2 separate regions of the Homo sapiens genome follow, and region 1 is linked to region 2. Evidence: chromatin contacts called from ENCODE Hi-C or POLR2A ChIA-PET data. All regions are on one chromosome and are shown on one strand. The core of a region is the stretch at or near the end of the contact, and the rest is flanking DNA. Distances in the headings are between cores, read along the strand shown.

The links. Hi-C counts contacts between places; a loop is a spot of excess contacts on that map. ChIA-PET counts read pairs that join two places held with the same protein, here RNA polymerase II (POLR2A). Pooled maps may share reads with other maps.
Region 1: a loop to region 2 is called in a map of CD8-positive, alpha-beta T cell, with 10 times the contacts of the local background. The contact joins the promoter of AHR here to the promoter of TMEM106B in region 2. A Hi-C loop is called at or near these places in 3 of 168 maps with a recorded cell type or tissue (CD4-positive, alpha-beta memory T cell, CD8-positive, alpha-beta T cell and naive thymus-derived CD4-positive, alpha-beta T cell) and 9 of 50 pooled maps. POLR2A ChIA-PET finds 5 or more read pairs at or near these places in 1 of 52 experiments (PC-3).

The regions. Positions count from the first base shown.
Region 1 is chr7:17,297,194-17,303,991 of GRCh38, forward strand. It overlaps AHR (aryl hydrocarbon receptor), which reads left to right and starts at 1,459. Exons shown (of 11, transcript NM_001621.5): 1 at 1,459-2,136. The coding sequence starts at 2,072. It overlaps LOC101927609 (a long non-coding RNA gene), which reads right to left and starts at 2,127. Exons shown (of 12, transcript XR_007060234.1): 1 at 1,867-2,127. RefSeq lists silencers at 1,734-1,883, 1,934-2,043, 2,084-2,133.
Region 2 is chr7:12,207,876-12,214,600 of GRCh38, forward strand. It overlaps TMEM106B (transmembrane protein 106B), which reads left to right and starts at 3,419. Exons shown (of 8, transcript NM_001134232.2): 1 at 3,419-3,550. RefSeq lists enhancers at 2,818-2,967, 3,101-3,619, 3,178-3,227, 3,620-4,136 and a silencer at 3,408-3,717.

The DNA.
Region 1 (6,798 bases), core at 209-2,708, 5.1 Mb after region 2:
GGTGGCTTACTGAGGCTATCACTTTCCTAAAGGTCTCCCCAATACTGCCTAATTATTTTCTCTTATCACAGGATACAGGGTGGATGTCCATCTACTTCCTTGTTGTCACTTCCCAGATCACTTTCACTTTATGCTCTTCTAAAATTAAAACAAAGATCATCGACCACAAAACACAATTGTTCTTTTGTAGCTCATGCTAGAATACCCTCTTTGTTACATCTCCTTCATTTTTCTGATCCAAAATTTAGTAGCCTACTATATCTCACCCACTGTCCTTCTTTCCTCCAGCTATGGTAGAGAACTGCTCCTCCAACTTTATGTACATTTGAATCACCTGGGAGTTCCTGTGAACTTCGGGTTCTGATTTAATAAGGACACCCAAAGAGTCTGCATTTCCTGTAACTCTCAAAAGAAGCTGTGGAGTACTCTGAATAGCAAAGCACTGTAAGTGCTGTTTCTGTTAGTATCTAATCTATTAGTCCTAATCTCCCATTTATGCTTTGGCACTCATTCCCTCCTGCTTTCGGTATCTTAATATCTATCATTCCTTCACTCTTCCCTCAGGTTCCCTACATAGTTTATCTCTACCCCCTCTAAGCCGCTCAGTATCGCCCATTAAAGAACTAAACCAAAACTAGAAAACCCTCATTTAACCCTTCACTCCCCCTACATACAATCTGATGTGTCTCTCATCCACAGCTAAACTTGGAAGAAAAATTGCCTGCTTGAGGATGCCATTTTGTTATCTTCAGCTCAATCCTGTACCCACTTCAATGTTATTTGCAGGCCCATTACCCCAACACTGCATTCACGAAAGTCATCAGTGACTACACATTGAGAAAACAAGAATGACATTTTCAGTTCTCAACTAATTTGAATTTCTCAACAGTATTCAATATTGTTAATTACTCCCAATATTTTTCCACATGGTCCTCCATGACACAATACATAATAGTCCCCTTATTATCTATATTCCTGTCTATTGTAAAGACTTCCCCCGCACACCAAAAAAGGTCAAGGAAACTCCTAGCCTTCAAGTCTCAACTCAAATCTGGCCTTCTGAAGCCTTCCCAACTAGGAAAATATACAGTCCCATTGGTTGTCTACCAGTTGTCTACCAGTTAATTGTAATTCTTAGCCACAAGTTAGCTGACCCACCGTCTCTCAAACAGGTGAAGTTAAGCTCAATATTTGGCATATCTTGATATACTTTGTACAGTCTAGCTACAATAAGTTTGCCTATGCACGAAGATGGCTACCGGCGGGGGGGGGCGTCCTTACGTCCTACGTCATCACGTGCCGGGATGAGGGTGGGGCCCTCAAGGAAGACGGAATGGAATCCAGATGGGCGGGGGCAAGCAGGACGGGGCGGGGCTACGCGGGATCTGGGCGGGGCGGGGCCGGTGAGGGGTCGGGGGTGCTCCTGCTATTCAGCCGGTGCGCGCGGCGGCGGGAGGCAGTGGCTGGGGAGTCCCGTCGACGCTCTGTTCCGAGAGCGTGCCCCGGACCGCCAGCTCAGAACAGGGGCAGCCGTGTAGCCGAACGGAAGCTGGGAGCAGCCGGGACTGGTGGCCCGCGCCCGAGCTCCGCAGGCGGGAAGCACCCTGGATTTAGGAAGTCCCGGGAGCAGCGCGGCGGCACCTCCCTCACCCAAGGGGCCGCGGCGACGGTCACGGGGCGCGGCGCCACCGTGAGCGACCCAGGCCAGGATTCTAAATAGACGGCCCAGGCTCCTCCTCCGCCCGGGCCGCCTCACCTGCGGGCATTGCCGCGCCGCCTCCGCCGGTGTAGACGGCACCTGCGCCGCCTTGCTCGCGGGTCTCCGCCCCTCGCCCACCCTCACTGCGCCAGGCCCAGGCAGCTCACCTGTACTGGCGCGGGCTGCGGAAGCCTGCGTGAGCCGAGGCGTTGAGGCGCGGCGCCCACGCCACTGTCCCGAGAGGACGCAGGTGGAGCGGGCGCGGCTTCGCGGAACCCGGCGCCGGCCGCCGCAGTGGTCCCAGCCTACACCGGGTTCCGGGGACCCGGCCGCCAGTGCCCGGGGAGTAGCCGCCGCCGTCGGCTGGGCACCATGAACAGCAGCAGCGCCAACATCACCTACGCCAGTCGCAAGCGGCGGAAGCCGGTGCAGAAAACGTGAGTGTCCCGAGCGCGTCCTCATCGCGGGGGCTGGGCGCTCAGGCACGCGGGTGCGGGAGGCAGCCCCACCCCGCCCCCAAATCCCTGCGATCCTGGGATTAGGTCCATTCCCGGCACTGCCCGTGGAATCGAGGTTTGGAGGCCGGCTGGGAGACAGAGGACTTGGATTCTCCCGTTTTCAATGATTGCATTTTAAAAATTGTCCTCCCACCCATCCTCTTCCCCCGCACCAGTGCATACACACCCTCTCACATTTGCAACTTTGTTCTTTCTGATTTGGTCCTGATTTGTTGACAGCTCTGATCTGCCTTGGGCTAATGGATTAGTTAGTATAAACCTGTCTTGAAATCTCCTTCCACTTTTCATATCCGCATGGGTTAGGTTAGAGGACGGTCTTAATTCTCATTCTTCGTAGAGTTTGGTAAGGCGAGATGTTTTAAAGAGCTAAACACATGCTGACTTTTACGAAGGGGCTGAGTGCCTCTAAAGGTACTTTTTGGTCCCCACCAACTGGCTTTGTGTTGCGCTCATATTTACTTATTTGGCAGCAATTTTGTAGCGCTCATCGTGACCATATCGGTAAAGTGGATAGAAGTGGTAGCAGGTGGGAGTGGATGCAACGGACAGGATACGGTGGAGGATTTGTATTCTTCAGACATCTTTTTCGGAAGCTTGCTTATCACTTTTGGGGTGGCTTTAGGGTCTGTAAAATAAAAGATTTAGAACTGCATTTGAGAGAGGTTTTCATTCTTAACATCTACCTCTAATTCTTTTCCCCTTCAAAGTTTTCTTCTAGTTGAGTGAGTACAAACTTGCTTTTGTCGTTGTCGGTTGATTTTGGTGGAATATTTGTGTGAGATGGCCAATTTTTTGTGTGTGTCAGAAAAAACTATCCGTGCTCAAAACATTTCCTGTTGTGAGGTGGTTGTATTCATGTGTTTATTCCAATTTTTTTATTTCTAGATCTCTGAGTTACTTTACCTACATGTGTTTCAAGTTTTCGTAAACAATTTTAAGAACTCTTAAACGTCTTCTCAGACCAAATCAGAAGTGTGCATTTTGCTTAGACTCCAACTATCACTAATGGGAACCAGAAAAATAACACTTTAAGATTTACATTTAAAACCAGTTATTGGTTTAAAGTTTCATTCTAAAATTTTAGTTTCCTTTCAGAATTTCAGTTATCATAGTTCTTCAGAAGTATACTTATGAATTGGCATTAACAGAGGATAATAATCTATAAATAGACTGATGAAAATTTGGAAGTTTTATGGTACAGTGTGTCTTAAGGGAATATTGTCAAACCAGCAGTTTTCTACCTTGGCAGTTTGAGACATCGGTTATTAATACTTTTAATTTTGTAGAATGGTTTCTTATATTAAAGTATGTTTGTCTTATTTGACATTGTCATTGATGGTTAAAGTTGGGAGGCATCCCAAATGTCTGTTCTATGTGTTTATTAATATAATAATACACTTAGCATCATATATAATAGGGGTGTCATGGGTTTTATGTGTATGGTGAGAAAACATGAAGATCTCCCTGATGTGTTTTTAAGATACTGGGTTTCAGTTAGGGTGTTATCAAAGGACCTGGATGGCTTTGTAAACAAAAACAAATGCCATAATTTTGTATTCATTACACAGTTTAACATTTATGGATTTTGGTTATTTTGCGTAAAATGTACTTTTTATTAGATTATCCTAATATTATACTTACTTAGTTTTTAATATACTTGTATTAATTTCTTATAATATAACAAAAGTATTTTTTCCATTCACCCACATTTTGTTAGCATAGATGTTTATCAGATCTCTGCTGAGCACCGTATATTGCTTCTAATCATACAGATGCCTTAAATATTACCAGCTTGCTCTGTAAGAATAGGCTAGTGCTGGCATTTTCATTATCAAGTGAAAGTGTTTATATAAATTATTTTTACCTGAATGAAAAATTGTTAACTTTATAATGCAGTTAATCAAAGTTTATTTTAGAAATGAAGTCATTAAACCTAGTATTAAATTTGAGTTTTAAAATTAAACTACCAGTTTGTGGCCTAATGAGCCCCAAAACATGCCAACATTGGGGAAAATAGATCTTGTTTTGAGCTGAAAATGCTATCCAGACCTACTTAACTTTGACCTCTTAAATGAGAGCCATTTTATTTTATTTACAGATAAAATATGCTGTAGCATTATTATAGGACTGTTTAAAAAGACAGCCAATTAAATATAAATTTTATGGAATATAAGTATTCCATAAAATTTTGGAGTAAAGTAGGTGACAATTGTAACCTGAAGCTCTTTCAATCTTGAGTTGAATTTATTAAGAAAAATCAACCCCCCCTAGTGGCGGCTCTCACATTGAAAATTATCTTTATTAGTAGGAAATACATTTTAAATGTGTTCAATTTAATCCCACTGAAGTATCTCCAACATAGTAGACTCTCAATAAATATTTCCTTTCTTTTTGGAGTAATGAAGGTTGGGAAATTAAAGGCTCTGAAGCAACTTTACGTCCAATTCATGTTCCTACCTTCAAGAAGAAAATATCAAAGATAACTTTCATTATAGAATCTACTATAACTTTGCTTAGACTGTTGCCCCATACTTAGTGACCCTACTCAGAAAAAGAGAACAAATCCTGTGTTTATTTTATTCTCTTTGGAAATGAAAGTGTTTATTTATTTTGTCTCATGAAGATAGTCAAAAAGGCCATTATATAATTAAATAGAATGTTTTTCCCTAGTGATAATTTTGTATATATTTTTGTATTTTTAAGGTTTTAATCATAAAGAAAAAGTTGTAATGGATTTCAGCTTACCTGTACATAGAAAGTTAGCACTGAATGTTGGCAAATAATAGGTGTTGAGAAAAGGGGATCTACACTTTAAAATGATACCAGCTGTAGTGGTGATTAAGCCATTATGAAGTGTCAGAACTGGAAGTCACTTCTGAGCCTTAGCTGATCTTTCTTTAAAATGCATACTGATAAAAACTTTTACTTTTATTAACATATTAATAATATAAAAGCATTGTCTTGCTATTCTTTTTAAATGTCATGAATTTCATATATGTAATACTGAATTGTATTACTTACATAATACTCATTAAATGTTTTCTATAAATTTATGGTGCCATTTTTAAAATAGCATCTAAAATAAAAGAATGGGTCTTTTCATTTACACAATTATTTCTCCATCATTTTTCTTTCCAATAGCTTTAGATAGCATATACATAGTAGTTATGGACACTTGCTTATTAGAACTATGAAATGAAGTAAGTGAAAGTGTTTAGTTATAGGTAACATTAAATGGCAAAAAGAGGAAACAGGTATAAATTGAAAGCACTGGATCTAAACTAAAAAATGAGGTCTAGTTTCTTCACTGTTACAGATCTGGGCAAGTTTCTTGACCAATAAAGCACGACAGTCAGCACCTGTACTGCTACTCTCACAACTAAAACAGAACAAAAAAAAAATATATATATATATATAAACTGTGAAGACTGCTAAAGATACAAATGAAACAGAAACGTAAATTCTATTCTTTTAGCTTACATTATCACAGAACAATCAATTCGCCCGTGAAACAGTAAGAGGCAGTATACGATTATGTTCTCAATTACGGCTACGGCTGAAATGTGCTACTTCACTGGTGAATAAATTTACATAGTACGTGCTTACTCATGTATTTAATTAAGACAGTTACTTAGAAATAAATACCATACAAATCTTTTACAACAGTACCTTTCTACTTTTATGCTTCTTTTAAAATTGATATTTTGCTAGTGGCTTAATATGACAAAAGATGACTGTTTATTAGCACTTATTCTGATACAAGCTTGCCCAGTTCTTTACATCATTTTCTTCATTTTTATAATAGTACTAAAGAAAGGTAGTATTATTTAAGTTTATAGATAGGGAACTGAGATTCAAATTCAGAGTTGCTCAGATAATGAGAAAGAGTTTGGATATTGGATCCCAGGTCTTTTTGCTTCAAAGCTTGTGTTCTTACTGACTTGTGTTCGTACTGTCCAGGTGAACAGATTCAGTGATGCATACAGTACAGCCATATCCTAGGGATTTTCACTGTTTCTTCTCAGATAGTGTTATGGCTGAAATAAATTATTTGTCATTTCCCATACATAATTTGTACTTGCTCATCCCCATACTTGTGTTTTTACGTCCTTTCCTCTTAGAGTCTTTTCTCCTGTCTTATTGATTTGCTACCCACCTCCCTTCCTCTTTAAAACATTGTTTTTAAAGGCTGCATAATACTCTGTTGTACTAATATTCTATAATTTTTTTAACTGTTTTTCTTTTGGGAGGAAATTTTATTCCCAACCATTTAATACTTTAATATTTCAGAGAATACCCTTGGGACGTGTAAATTTTAATGCAAATTTATTTTTTTAGGAAAAAATTCCTGTAAGGGAATTTTGGGATAGAAAAGTATGTGTTGTTTTAAGGTTGAACCAAATCGTACACTCCAAGAGATAGTATCAAATTAAGAAAAATTTACTAATTACATTCCATCATCAATCTGGGGATGTGACTATATCTTTGCATTTTTGCTTAAAAAATATTATTGTCAATTTCATAGGCAAAAGTGTGGTTGGTAATTAAAGTTATATGTTGGGATCATGGTTATGTATAGGA
Region 2 (6,725 bases), core at 2,169-4,668:
CCCCCCTAACCAGTTAACTTTACTCACCGTCATCACTTATCTTTGTGTAGTAAAAGTTGAGGACAGAATTCACTCTTCCAAATTTAATACAGATATTCATGCCACAGTGGTTAATAGCTGTAGCTTTGCAGTCAAAATATCCGAGTTCTAGTTGCTAGCTGTGTGGTCATGTGCAAGTCATAATACCTAGGATCCTCTATTTCCACTGTTTGAAATAAGATATGGGATAATAACAGAACCTAATCCATAGCATTTCTATAAAAATTAGATGATATAAACTACTTTACACAATGCCTGGCACAACAAATTCATTCATTGGCCAAGTGTTATTGAACTCCTAAAATTATTCTTACTAGAAATTATGATTATGACAAAAACCCTACAAAAGATGACTTGAATATTTGGGAAAGAAAGTTTTAACACATGGGAAAGATTAGCTCCATGCAGGTGTGAAGCAAGATGAATGAGACAGAGGAAATATAGAAGATCCTGCCTAAGAAGGAGTACAGAGACATAACCAAGAGTTTCAGATAGGTAAGTTATTTGCAGAAATTAATAAAGACCTCTGCTTTTAAAATAATTGGAATGACAAAGATGTGTCAATAGAGTCAGGAGTTTACTGCCTGTGAATGTAAGTCAGGTGGCACAGCGGGAAATGGTAGTTTTGCTAATGGTAGTTTTGCTATGTATCTGGGGCACTATCTCTGAAAATCAGCCAGACAAACTTCAATCTTTTCAATCCCTGGTTTCCAATGTAACCTATCCAGGTTTCTAACATAATCTGACCAGCATATCAGTGGAAGGGGGTGAGCTGAGAGAGACTTATATATTAACATTTGACAAATTATATGTTTCAAAATAATTATGTTCCTTTTCTGCTTATAATTTTTAACAGCTAATTTCTAGAAAAGTAATTTTTGCAAAATTTTTAGTTATGGCTGACTGCTATTAGGATTTGGGTGATTTACCATTAAAAGAGATAAAAGAGAATTGAAATGAGAGATAAGGCTGTTTTCAAGATTTAGTACAACCTAGAGAAATCCCTTAGCTTCAGCATCATACTAAATATAACCAGAAATCATTAAGAAAGAATGTTCTTCTATTCAAACTTATCCCAGACTGTTAAAATTACTGGCCTTTATATCTGATAGCACCTAGACCACTACTGAACTCGGAACTCAAGAAATCACTGTTAATCAAATAATTGGAAGCTTTTCAGAAAATTTTCCTTTCAAAATGTGCTTCAATGAAAAATAAGGCATAGGAACAAATGTACCAAACATTCAATATCTGTCTTTAAAGTACTTCCTTGTTATATGGATGATAAATTTGTAATCATAATATCTAATATTTACTGATTGCTCTGCAGGTATCAGCTCCCATCCATAACCCTTTGAGACAGACATTATTACTATCTTCATTTTGCAGATAATAAAAATTAGGTATAAAGAAGGCTAAGTATTTTGCCCACTCTTACAGAGATTTTGTATATCTCTGTCAGGCTGGGCTCATTTTCAGGCCATATGGCTCCCAAGGCTGTGTTCCCAACCCTGCTACTGAACTGCTTCTTACAGCAACATTCTCCCAGGAAGACTTATTCCTATGTGAATTCCAGGAATTTGGATAAGGAACTGTGCTATATGGCCAGCACGTTTTAAGTTAAATGATGAGGTTGAGAAAATACTAAATACTCCCTTAAGAATTAAAGAAAAAAGTAACTTTTTCACTTAAGAATAATATATATTACATTATAGAACCATTTGCCTATTTAACAATAATAAAGAAAAAACATCCATGCTCTCAAACTACAGGCAACTGTTTATATTTTGTATATTTCTTTCCATTTCAAGGCAGATATGTAATATATTTATATCTATATGTTATCTATATGTGAATATAGTTTACATCCTATTACAATACCTCATATCCTATACTTTGCATCCTGATTTTAATTTTATATCACTCCGCGTATAACAGCCTTATAAGATGGTTTTTACTGGCTTTATAAAAACTCAATAGATGGCTATTCCATAATTTTAAAAACTCAGTAATTCCAAGGGGAACATCATATCTCCACAGGTGGACTGTCAATAATTTTGAGAAAAATTTTCCCCCATGATTCTGATTTGTTTTAACCAACCTATTAATTTTGAAATTTCAAACAGTGTTAATGGAAGACACCCTGACCCTTCCCTTTGGAAAATATGGGCTAAATAAAAGCGGTTGAAAAATAATGATTTTATCAATGTCCCTTGTTGGACATTCAGTTTATTTAAATGGATACACCTCATACCCAAATCTTTTTAGAGTTCTCATTAGGTTTAGGATACTTCTGAAAGGGTGGAATTGCTGGACCAAACGATGTGAACATTTTAATAGTCTTGATACATACTGACTGTCTGCCAGAAAACTTAGGAGTTTTAAATCTCCGACAACATTGTATGAGAAAGCTCATTATCTCACATATGGATCTACAGTAATCCTCTTAAATTGTATATCGTTCTGACTTGTATTTCCTACTTTTACATAGCTTCATTTCCCAATTCCTGTTAGAATTCCCTGATTCTAACAGGATCACACTGATCCTGTTAGAAGAGAGAAATATATGACTCTCACTTCCTTGCTCCTGTGACTGTAAGAATGCCTACCATTCATTAAACGTTAAACTCTCCGCAGGAATGAGACTAGAGTGCCCTTAATATTATTACCGGCATCTCATTGATCCCTCAAAACGACTCCTTGTCGTTGTTCTTATCTTCTAAGTGAAATGACCTAGACGTTGGGGGAGGGCAGCCCCAACCCACAGCGAAGAGCTTAAGTACTGGGATCCGAGACGGGATTTCACACACCTGTAACTAGCACCAGAGTTAAGGGGTGGGGAGGGGCAGCGTGGGCAAAGCGAAACGAAACCGAGCAAAAACAAAAACTACGGCCTTGCCGCTTGCTGTCTCCTTCTAGTTGGCCAGTTTCTAAATTAAAATAGAGGTAGCTTTGCTGCTGTCAGCGGCGTGTGTACGGACCAGTTTATTCCATTCCTAAGGACCAGACTGTCAGCGACAACTCGCATTGCGTGAGCGAGGAGGCTGCTCAGCTGAAAGCTGAGGCAGATGGTGCACATTTATACCCTTTGCAAAAGGAAATGGTCTGATATGGGAAATAGGAGGAGCGACTGTTCCTAGGTAATTCGTGGCTACAGTGGACACTTTGAAGTCTGGGGGACGCGAAGGTAATGAAACCTGAAGAGCGCACAATCTCACACGATCGACGCCTCTGGGCTCAAACAGGAGGAAGAAGGACGCATGCGTCACGCGCACGCCAGGGGTGTCCCTCCGGGAGCGCTCTGCGCAGGCGCGGACGCAGGTTACAGCAGCGCTTGGCCTCTGCTGATGCCGTCGTTATCCTACCCCTCCCCCGTCCCAGCTCTACGGCGGCCGCGCGCTCCAGGCCGGTCGCTCCACCCCCCGGCTCCCGGGACTGTGGACTCCACGACCCTGTCCTCGGCCCTGTCCGCGCCGAAGCAGCCCGGGACTGCGCAGCGCCCCGCGTGCCGGTGAGCGACCCCGGACGTGCAGTCCCCAGGTCCCCTTCCGGAGCGAGGCTGAGCGGCTGCGCCGCGGCTTGAGCCGGGCCTGACAAGGAGGGGAGGCCGCTGGGGTGCTGGGCCAGCCGCAGGTACGGCGGCGGTCAGGGCTGGTGATCGAGTTGCTGTGTCGCCTCTAATGAGGCCCAGCCAGGGAACACTCGGCTTCGGCCCAAGCCCTACCTCTGGGTTGCCTCTAGGCCCTCACACCTTGAGCGCCAGGTGGCCCTCTTCCTTTTGCTGTTGATGAATGTTCTTGCCGTGGTGCCGGGATCTTATTTTGCAGCTTTACAGAGTAGGCTTTGTGCTAGGTGTTGTTTATGGAGCTTTTCAAAGGCGCTTGTTTCCTTAGTTCTCAAGCCCTTTTAGAACTAAAACCAGTGTCTACACAGAAGATCAGGAGCCATTTAAATTGGAGTGCTGTGATATATTTTTTCTCTCCAAACTGAGTCTGATATCCATGTTGACTTTCAGTAAACTAAGGAACCGCTATAATAAATAACACTGAGCCCACAGAGGTTGCAGAAGAGGGTCTAGCACCCCTTTTTTAAACCATTGAGTCTCCCAAGAATAAAAGTGGTTACACTTGTCAGTTCTCTAAGGAAAATCTAGTAGAGAAGGCAAGGGATTCCCAGTTTCTCACAGAGTCTGGCACTTGTCCAAACACCTACCCTAAAGCAGAATCGATCATGGCAGCTATTAGATTAGGACAGAAAACAGGCTCAAACGGAGAGCCACTTGAGTCTGCCTTTCTGTGTCTTTTTTCTCAACGCGCTCCAGTTAAGATGCAGCTTACAGCCTGGCTGTGTTGACTGAGATCCCAGAAAGAGTGCCCTTAAGGCCTTGCTGATAAGGCCCAATGATCCCAATTCATCTAGTGTTCCGCATAGACCCCAAGGTTACAGTGTGTGGGGACAGTGATGTTAAGTCTTCCCTATCCTACCTGTGGCTGACAGGTGTTGATTAAGACAATGATTTTTTAGAAGTCATAAATCATTTGTATTTTTGATGTGGGCAGTGATTTTTATAAATACATAGTTTTTTTTTTTTGAAAGAGTGAAAATCTCATTTTACATTTGTTTGCATACCATTTGTATAGTTTTTTAAATTCTGTTTATTTGAGTGACAGCAACAAGTGGATGGCATGCGAATTTTATTTATTTTTTTATCTTTGTATTTATTTTGTGTATATTCATGGAGTACAAGTGCCATTTGCTACATTGATACACAACATCCTGGTGAAGTCAGAGCCCTTAGTGCATCCAGCACTGGAGCAACACACATTGTACCCACCAAGCAGGCTCCTATCAGGCATGCCAGTTCTAGAAAGTAAAATTTTCTTCATACTCTAGGATGAACTGACTTACTTGGAATGTCTGTTTTGTTTAATCAAATAAGTGAGAATTTTTGAAAGAAATACTATCTGTCTGAATGTATGTAATCTATTTTTAGGAACCGCTAAAAGACATATCAAATTTAGAAGGAGTATAATTATGTTATTTTTCAGTTTTACTTTTTCACTTTATTTTTTCTCAGGATATAAGCAGGAAAATACCAGCAGGGTGTATTATATGACTGTTAAGTTCTTTTCAGCTTTAAAAGGGTATGACCTTAAGTATAAAGTTACTTCATTATCTACCTGCAGAAGTTATTTTTGTGTAGGCACTAGTACTAATTATTTATTTCTACTTAGATTTTTACATTTGTATTGTTATTTTGATACTCTTATCCTAAAATTTTTGAAGTTAGTGTTCTAAATTTTGCTGCTTTGTATTGGTAACTTATATTTAATATTTTGGAACATTGGCTTCATAATTTTAACTGTCAACTGTTGAATGAAAAAAAAACTGTGATTTTGGAATTTTGGGGCTTTTTATTGTTGTTGCGAGTGTTTAAATGTTTAAAGCAAGAAATTTAAGGATGGAAAAGAGTGGTGATTGTATTTATCACAAAGGTGCGTGAATTTTCAGAGGCTGAAACGTACTACTTTGAAGTTACTTGGTGATATACATCAAATACCTAGTTATCGTCTACCCAAAGCAATTTTTGCCTTTAGTGCTAACTAGTTAAAAGGTAGAATGTATTTTTATTTTATTTTAAGAAAAATGAAACCTGCATGTTTCTTTTCAGAGAACCTGCAGGTGTAGACTTTTGTCAAATGTTAATGTTTGAAAGCCCATTCTCATCATAAGCATGATAGGACATCATTTCACATTATTTGTTTAAAAAAACACTTCTGGACTCTAGTAAATGGCTCCTTTGTTTCAGACATTATTTTGATTGGATATAATCCTAATCCAAAAGGTATAATCCAAAAGGTAGTTTGAACATTCTCTTAATGTTTGTTCTGTAAACCAAAAATAAAATTCTGAGCCCCCCAACTAAGTGGAACCCGCTTCTCTGTCAAGGGCATTCCAAAGTAAACCTAAAAAGGTAGTTCAGGCCATGATGAAAAGGTGGGTGGAGGGGATTGAACATGCCCCGTTGTACCTTCCTCTCTTTGGAATTCAGGCACAACTGACCAGCATCAATTAAAACAGAGATTTGAAGACTAACAAGAGTCTCTTTGTAGCAATAAGATATCAAATCCCAACCTGACTCTAATATAGAATCACTCGACAGATAGCAGGCCCTGAGAGAAATTGAAATATCTTACCCCAAAATATATTTCTTTGAAATGGCCTTGCAAAGCTGTCTCTCGTGGGGAAGATCCACATTCTGTACAGAATCCCCTTTCCTTTCCAGATCTTTTCCTAATTCAGCAGCGATTTAACCAAGAGCCTGGAATATTTTAAGGAGTAATAAGAGACATTTACAAACTATTCTCTCTGAAGCCTGCTACCTGGAGGCATCATCTAGATAATCAGAACCTTGGCTTCCACATCCTCCTCCCTTGTCTTAACTACAAACATTTCTTTCTGCTGACTTCAACTCCTCAGGTAGAGTTTAACCGTTTCAACCAATTGCCATTAGGAAATCTTTAAATCCACCTATGCACCTATGACCTGGACACCCCCCAGCCTTCCACCCCTGCTTCAAAATGTCCTGCTTTTCTGGGCTGAATTAATGTATACCTTACATCTATTGATTTATGCCTCTGCCTGTAATTTCTGTCTCCAAAATGTATAATCAAGCTGTAACCCAA